Regions from separate parts of the Homo sapiens genome. Here region 2 is linked to region 1. A link is an interaction called in ENCODE POLR2A ChIA-PET data of the cell type or tissue named here. Cell type or tissue: GM12878. All regions are shown on one strand. Each heading gives the region's core, and the rest is flanking DNA. Links, peaks and the distances in the headings are about the cores only.

What was found. ChIA-PET counts read pairs that join two places held together with the same protein. Peaks named below come from ENCODE experiments on the same cell type or tissue, not always from the same donor. Only the 100,000 strongest peaks of a DNase experiment are listed, where the experiment ranks them.
Region 2: POLR2A ChIA-PET joins it to region 1 with 8 read pairs; 2 of 35 experiments call an interaction of 5 or more read pairs at or near these places.

The regions. Positions count from the first base shown.
Region 1 is chr6:158,269,336-158,273,728 of GRCh38, forward strand. It overlaps a transcript of TULP4 not described here. Among named protein-coding and RNA genes, the nearest start is that of TULP4, 41 kb to the right of the region's middle. In GM12878, for the core only: no CTCF peak of the experiment used is centred there; a DNase peak (open chromatin) is centred at 1,946; H3K27ac peaks cover 1,392 bases.
Region 2 is chr6:158,444,647-158,449,039 of GRCh38, forward strand. TULP4 (TUB like protein 4) reads left to right here. Exons shown (of 14, transcript NM_020245.5): 4 at 4,350-4,393. Among named protein-coding and RNA genes, the nearest start is that of TMEM181, 110 kb to the right of the region's middle. In GM12878, for the core only: no CTCF peak of the experiment used is centred there; no DNase peak of the experiment used is centred there.

The DNA of each region.
Region 1 (4,393 bases), core at 211-4,210:
TCATAACCTTACTTAAACTCTTTGAACTTTAGTTTCAGCATTTGTAAAAAAAAAAAAAAAAAAAAGGATTTTCCTGTCTCACTGGGAGACTGAGAACATGGAGTAAGATGCAAAGTGGGCCCTTCCTTAGTAATGGAGAAATCATTAGCATTCACATACAAGGCCATTCAGCAAGAATTCGTTGCCATTTGAGATTTTGATAGACTTTAATTTTGATCAGAGATAATTTTAACCTTTTTTTCTCCGTGATTCTTCATCCCTGATTTCCAGATGGAATCAGGGTCAATGATAATTGTCTCTGCATATTTCTTTAATAATCTATTTTATTCCAGATTTTAAACATTGCTTAATGGGTAGAATATAAATGAAATTGCAAAAGCAATGTCCAACATTTATTTAGCACTTTACTATGTGGGCAGGTAATTAAGTACTTGACATATGTTTATTTAGTCTTCCCAACATTCCTACTTCTTGGGAAATGAAGGTGTTTGAAAAGTTACCCAGTCAGGTGGTGGGAGAGCCAGGCCCGGTGCCCGGCAGTCTTGCTGCTGAGCTGCTGTCACTGTTCTGCCTTTGTGGTCTTCACAGGGTTGCTCCCTTTATTCCGTGTTCCTTAAGCCCATTTTATTGCTTCTAGATCTAGGAAAAAACAAAAACACTGAGTTTTTGAAAAGGCTAATTGTTTTAAAGTTAAATAGTAAGTGTCAAATGTACAGCATTCATATCTATTAAATATACGTTAATTCTACTCTGTAGCAGTAAGACCCTTTCCTATCCAGGCAGTATAATTAGATCTTCTATATATCTTTAATAGCCTTCTATTTATCTTAAGAACTCTGGCTTAATTTTCTCTTGGATTATTATAAAGTCTTCATTATTGAGATATTTTTGTCAGTAAATTGTCCTTACTTGGTCCAACTTGGAGCTCTCTTTCTTTGTTTTGCTCTTGCATCATCATCTGAAGACCCTACCTTGGCTTTATCCTGCCAGGGACCGGTCATTCCAGCAAGATTCTCTCAACTCTGCTCCACAGCACTTTTTTGGCTCTTGATTACAGGATTTACCTTGTAGTATTGAAGTTGGTTTATTTTGCCCATCTTCTCTCACTGTGTAGGGTGCTTCTCGGGGCTAGGGACTGGACTTCGATGAGTTTTGCATTGTCAGCACCCGGCCTGTTCGGCCTGTGGTGGGCACTCACTAAGTGTCTCTGGTACCGGGGCCGGTGATGGGCACTCAGTTAGCGTCTCTGGCCTGAGTGTTGCTTGGCTGCTTTCCTGGTTTGACACTGCACTTTAGACTATTGCAGCTAAAATTAACACACATCATCTGTTGATGTGATGCTTGCCTCCTTTTAAGCTTTTCTCAAGCTTTCAAAATTTCTTCCTGAAGTTTTTCCTTCACAGATGAAATTGCTCCTGAATTAGAGGTGATTTACTCCAGGCTTCCTTGTGCTTAAATGTGGCAACTTTCAAGGCTGCCTTCATTTTTGCCTCAGAGTTTATAAAGCAGCTTAGTGTGAATAGATGCTGTAGGGCCGGGCACAGTGGCCCATGCCTGTAATCCCAGCACTTTGGGAGGCTGAGGCAGGTTGATCACCTGAGGTCAGGAGGTCAAGACCAGCCTGGCCAACATGGTGAAACCCTGTCTCTATTAAAAATACAAAAATTACCCAGGCATGGTGGCAGGTGCCTATAATCCCAGATACATGGGAGGCTGAGGCAGGAGAATGGCTTGAACCCAGGAGGTGGAGGTTGCAGTTAGCCGAGATCGCGCCACTGTACTCCAGCCTGGGTGACAAAGTGAGACTCTGTCTCAAAAAAAAAAAAAAAAAAAAGATGCTGTACTGAGTTTATTTAATATAAGCAGTTTTATGTTAGTCACTGCTCTGTTGAGTTTTGTTTCATTTTCAATTGTTGCTTCTCATGTGGTAATGAAGAAAGCATTTAAAGGCCAAGTTAAGTGGGTGCCTAACCAAAATAGGTCCAGCTTCCTCAAGTTGTGTCATGACTTGTTGATGAGGAGGAAGGGCAAGGAGACATCTAACTCTCACAGGCTTTGTCTCTTGTAGCTCAGATAGGGTTTCTTTAATCCATTTTAGAATTTTTTTTTTTTTTTTGAGATAGGTTCTTGCTCTGCCACCCAGGCTGGAGTGCAGTGTGCCATCATAACTTGCTGCAGCCTCAAACTCCTGGGCTCAGGCGATCCTCCCACCTCAGCCTCTGAGTAGCTGGGGCTACAGGCGGGTCACCACATTTGGCAAATTTTTAAATTTTTTGTAGAGATGGGGTCTCACTCTGTTCCCCAGGCTAGTCTCAAACTCCTGAGTTCAAGCCATCCTCCTGCCTTGGATTCCCAAAGTGCTGGGATTACAGGCATGAGCCACCACGCCTGGCCCCACATTAAAAATTTTGAAACGGTAGCTTTGATTCAGGTGTAACTGTCCTCCTAAAGAAAAATAAAATGTTCTGAGAAGTTTTAGTTTAAAGTTGGAAAGCACTGAGAATAAATCTGTTTTGGGGGAAACATTGAAATGCTACGTTTGAAAATCTGTAGAATTTGCTTCAGGTGAGACAAAGGATGGGGTAAGTCATTGAAAGGACTCACTGGGACACATGTGCAGTGGAGGGTTTAAAAGTATTTGCGGAAAAATATTTAGAACGTTTAATTTCTAAATTAGAAATGTATGAGTGAATTTAGGGGGAAGGGGCTGGTTAAGTACCCAGGGATTGGTTCCACAGTTGCTGAGCATACACTGTCACCAAGTCAGATGTGGCTACTGTCCTCGGGGAGGTGACAGGTAGAGGAGAAAGCCTTATCCACTAGGTTTTAATTCAAGGTGCCAAGGACCATGTGATGTGGCAACAGGTGCATTTCAAGCATAAAGAGGTGGAATTTTTCAGTTGGGAATTACCAGTGGTCACCAATGTTTTTATCATCAGATTCTTTTTATATTTTCTTTCTTCCTCCCTTCCTGCCCCAATGGCTATGATCTTATTACTAGCCAAGAATTGTTGTTCAGTACAAGATAATGGTATTAATAGCTCGTATTTGTTTTTTATGCTTAATGTGAGCTGAATGAGGGAGAGGCTGGAGCTGAAGAAGAGGATCTGGCAGTGAGTGCTGTGGAACCTCAGCATCCCAGGCCAGCCAAGGCAGAGGAACAAGCAGAGGAGACAGAAAGAATCACAAGGGAGGAGGAAACTATCAGGAAGTTCCTTTAGAGAGCTTACAATTAACTCACTGAAATCCCTCCACAGCTGCCTGAGATAGGTTTTGTCATACCTCCATTTTACAGTTGGGGAAACTGAGACCTTGAGTAGTTAAGTAGCATAGCTCTAATGCAGGAAGTAGTCATTGACAGACCCAAGATTTGAAGTGAGGCTGTCAGCCTCCTGAGTTCCCCTTCTTAATCACTACTGCTTTCCAAGTTTCTAGAGTGTTTCAGTCAAAAACAAATGTGACAGTTAGGTTTGTGTAACTTTACTATAGTAGATGTGTAGTTCTCAATACATACTTTATCTTAGCTAGAAGGCTAAGGAAACGATCAATATGTGTTTTAAATATTGAAAAAGAGCTTATGGACTTTGATTATTGGGTTTGTAGATGCATAGAGATCTCATGACCTGGCTTTGGGAATCTGGTCCGATCTTGTCATTTTGCCTTTGGCGAAAGTGAAGGCCCTTGTTGAGGGACCTACCCGACACTTCACTGGAGCTTGAGCCTGGGTCTCTTGAGTCCAAGGACAGAGTTTTTCCCATTGTACTATGATGTCCTTGGAATGTGTGTTCTTCACACAGACAGTGTTGCCAGTGAAAGTTAGGGAAAGTCAAAATGGGTAAGATGCTAAAAGAACAGATAAGCTTCAGGAGCCACATCCAATGTCTTCATTGAACTGGACCTTTCTGCAGGCCCTCTCTTTGCTCAGGTGTTGAGACTCCCCTCTCTGTTGGTTTCCTCCTCCCTGTTCATTCTTCCTTCTCACCCTCCTCTGCTGGCTCCCTACCTTTATTTACCTGACGTGGGGTTCCACAGGGCTCACCACTAGAGCCTTTCCTCCATCCTCATCCTCCCTCACTGGGCTTAGTATGTTCTGTAGTTCTGTAGTTAAAACTGACCTTTATGTCGATGACACTGACTTATCTCCAGTCTATACTTTGACTCCGAGGTTCAGATGCAAGTGTCCAGCTATTTACTTGACCCTGCCATTTGGATGTCTCCTAAACATTGCAGACTCAACATGCCACATCTGCTCATGGCAACTCCATGCCCTGTCCCATTCTTCTTCAGCTCAATTACTGCCACCACCAATTGGGAATTATTCATAACTGTAATAGCTGACACTTACTGAGAGTTTATTATGTGCCGGCACTGCCTCAAAAATATTACACGAATT
Region 2 (4,393 bases), core at 226-4,225, 180 kb after region 1:
TTTGAATGATTTTATATCCTGTCTTCTCCTCCTTTGGTTGTGGCTTGGTTTATTTTAAACTATTGATAATAATTGTGTTTATTTTTAAATAATTGCACCTAAAAATAGTTTAGAATGGAGTACATTGAAATAAAGAGATTATATGTGGATATCATTATTGCATTGCTTTGTGTGTATGTGTGTGTGTCAGAGTCTCGCTCAGTCACCCAGGGTGGAGTGCATTGGAGCAATCATGGCTCACTGCAGCCTCCAACTCCTGGGCTCCAGTGATCCTCCCGCCTCAGCCTCCCCAGGAGCTAGGACTACAGGTGCTCACCACCATGGCCTGATACATCTTTTTGTTTTTTTTAGAGGACAGGGTCTCACCTTGTTGACCAGGCTGGTTTCAAACTCCTGGCTTCAAGTGATCCTCCCATCTCAGGTTCTCAAAGTGCTGGGATTACAGGTGTGAGCCGTGGTGCCTGGCCGTGTTGCTATTAGAAACTGCCCTGCAGTGAGTATATACAAGGCTGCAAAGTAAACCAAACCCAGCGAGGCAGCCATTGAATTAGTATGACTTGACCTGTATGTGTCTACTGCTTATTTGGTCCTGGTATATGCATTACAGAGGGAGCATTGGCCCTGCCCATACCTGAAGCCTACAGTTCGTCACAGGAAACAGCAGGAAAATATGGGACAGAAATGTACATGATTCATCCTTGAAAGTGTTTTTGGGGGGTAGTTTTATGGGAGGATTTGAGAATTGGTTTATAAAGAAGAATGGAAGGAGATTGCTCCTTCATTTGTAGGAAAACTTGGGCAAAGATTTGGACAGAAATGTATTTATATTCATTGAGTCACTGAGTGAATGAGAACCTGGGAGTGCAGACCTGCCCTTGAGATGCTTTTGGTTTACTGGGAGACAGGCACGCAAAACCAGAACCAAGTTCAGAATGCTGTGGGGGCCGTGGTTAGAGCAAGATTAATTCTGTGTGGTGGGGCCCAGAAGCCTTCACACATGATGTCTGAGCACCTGCCATGAACCAGCTGATGTACTAGACATTGGAGATAAAGCACAAGCCTCAGTCCTTGCTTGATGGGGTCTGGTTGTGTGTGTGTTGCTCAGGAAAGGATGCAGTCATGCGTTTCATCTTAGACATGTTGACACTGAGGGCCTTTTGCACATCTTGGGGAGATGGCAGGAATGCAGTTGGATGTGAGAGTCTGGGGCTCAGGACAGAGGCCTGGGCAGGGAGTCAGCTATGAATGGGATCCTTGAGGCTACAGGCATGATTGTGGTTTCCTAGAGAGAAGAGGGCCTAGAGCCAAGCCTGGGGAGCACTAGCACGGAGAATTCTACAAACAGGAGCACCAGCCCACTTAGAACACATTCATTACTTGACCAACATTAGGGAGCAGAAGCAGCAGAGATTGATGCACTTGCCATATGTGTATTCGTTATTATTAGGCTCTCAATCTTGTTCTTCTGAAGTCCTTTGCTCACATAAGCTTTATCCCATTAAAAGTGATTAGGCATGAAAAGAACTTGTAATGGAAGAGATTTTTAAAAATCTGATTTTATGTTGTATCACTGTTCTTCAGTAATCTGTGACATACTTGTTCCAAAACAGAGTAACTTCTTCCATCATTGCTTGATAATTAAACTGTCAGTGCTGCGTTTCCCATTTTTTCCAATCTTAATAGTGTTTTTGTCTTCCTATGGGAACTGTAGTTGTAATTCATTAATGGTAGTGGATTTGGGGCCTGCCCTTTTTGTTCTGTTTTTCTTTAGTGTGATACTAAACTCTGATAACTTAATCAGTCCTTATTCAGGAATTATATGTATGTTCTTTCATCTGTCCTTTCTTCTCTAAAATGGAAAAATGAGTATTAATTCAAAAGACCTTTCAATGCAGAGTCATTTCCTCCCTTTTGCAAATACTCCTGTGTGTTGTACATCATGACAGGGCCTAGGGAGGTACTGTTGAGCAAAGCTGATGTGGTTCAGGTCTCAGCTTGGGCTGCTATAATAAAATACCACAGACCAAGGGGCTTAAACAACAGACATTGAGTTCTCACAATTCTGGAGGCTGGCCAGCCTCAGATCAAAGTGCCAGCCAATTTGGTTCCTGGTGGAGGCTGACTCCTGGCTTGCGTTCTCCCTGGGTCCTCACATGGCCTTTCCTCAGTGCTTGGGTGTAGCGAGAGTGCTTGCAAGCTGGGGTCTCTCATACTCTTCTTATATGGGCGCTAATCCTATCGTGGGCGCCCCACCCTCACGACCTTGTCTAAACTGAATCATCCCCCAAAGACCTTACCTCCAAATACCATCAACATAAATTGGGGAGGCGGGGAGCTCATAAACATTCAGTCCATAATAGTCCATCGCCTCAAAAGTTTATAGTGTAACTAGGGGTCAGACAGAAATCACACAATCCCACAGTAAAGGGATGAGAATAGTGATAAGTGTGGCAATGGGTACAGCTTAGTTAAAGTTATAAGAAGTCATGTTTCATATTTATTGTTATTGAAAATTGCTCACCAAGTACATTAAACATCTGCCTCTTCCAGGATTTCAGCAGGTCCGTGACCCATGCTCCGGTGTCTTGACCCTACGCCTGTGTCACATGAAGGCTTTGTAGACATGCTATCAGATAGTAATTTTTTTTTTGACAGCTAAAATTTCACCTTTTTCTAAAATGAATTTCATGGTGTTCCTAGTAGTTATGTCTTTCCTGAAAACAGCATATAGTAATGAATTAATTGCTGCGTCTGGAGGCAAATTGTTTTAGCCTTTTTTAGTATTCATTCATTAAAATATAGATCATATTTAAAGGAATATTTGATGAACAATTTATTCTAAAATAACTGAATTCTGTGAACTTTCTGCAGGCAGTCTCTTAGTCATCAGTATTTATATCCTAAAATTGCCTTTTGCTTGTCACTGACTTTAGTGCATTCGTTTAGCAATAAATATTTACTGAGTGCCTGCATTGTACACAAAGCTCTGTTAGGTGCCACATAGCTATGGACTGTCTCTCCCCCAAGGAGCTTCACATTAAAATCTCAAGCAAAAAGAAGCAAAAATTGAAAAAGCCTTAACCAGCTCTCCCTTTGGGTAAATTCTAGCCTTTCTAGTCAGACAGCCTTGGCTTGATCACTTAATGCCTTTGTCAGCTTACTTGGCCTCTCTTAAGTTGCTCGTGTGTTTGTAAATTGGAGATAACTTGCATGATTGTTGCAATGAGATGCTGACGGATAGACAGATCCCATTAGACACAAAAGATGTAAAGTTTTTAATGGCAACCAATGCAGAAACTGCAGAGACCATCACACAAAGCAGAACATAATGCAATGTGATGCACCTCGGTGGAGGTCCTGCTGCCCAGGACCCAAGATTCCTCTCAGGATGTCCCACTGGTGGCACCACTAGTGTTGTTGGTTGGTTGGTGGCGGCAGGGGGGATGTTCAGCAGCTGTGAGGTGCTCCTTTGCTGCTGTCATGGAGGGGCGCATTCAGCCTTCCTCTATCCAGATTGTTCTTTAGCTCTGGCCATGTACCTGTCTGTATTACCCAGCATGCTCCTGAGTATGTGCTCTGAGATGGGTGAGGCCAAGGAAGGTGTCTGAGGAGCAGCCCTCAGCACACTGTGGTAGCAAAAGCCCACCTGGGCCACACCAGCAAAACTAGCGCCTAACTCATGGTTTTGACAATTAATGAGGTAGAGCTTTCAGCATAGTGTTTAGTGCAAAGTAAGTACTTAATATTTTAATACCATGACTACATCCTTAAATTAATTATAAATTAATACATTAATACTATTATTATTCTCAGTGAAGTAAAACATTCAACATTGGAAATAAAACATTGTTTCAGGAGCATCTTCTTTTCCAAATATGGTTATATAACATGCTTACATAACCCAATGTATTTTCTCTTTGGTCAAACATAAACCTAAGCTTTTTCTTCTAAATTTGAGAAAATAATAACAACAAATCTCTGCTGCTTCTTCGTTTTCCAGAAAAGTAAATGAATATTTTCCTAACTCCTCTCCTCCAATCAAAAATACAAAGCAAAACCCCTGCAAATAGTATAACAGAGATTTTGCTGGTATTATTTGAAAACGTTCATGCAATATAATATACTCATTCTGCTGTTAGTCACATTTCAGTATTAAAGGACTCAAATTGTTGCAGGAATAGCCAGCAGAGGTTCTACTTAACATTTTGTGTCACTGTGCTGTTGTTACTTAACTAGCTATTTTTAGTTCTAAATGTATATTGTCTTCCTAAAACAAATCGAGGCAACAAGGTGTGCCAGAAACTGGCCCTTGCTGCCACTTGGTCAGAGGTCCCCATCCTGGATTGCAGGTGCTGTTTGGCACGGCCGATGGGCAGGTGATTGTCATGGATTG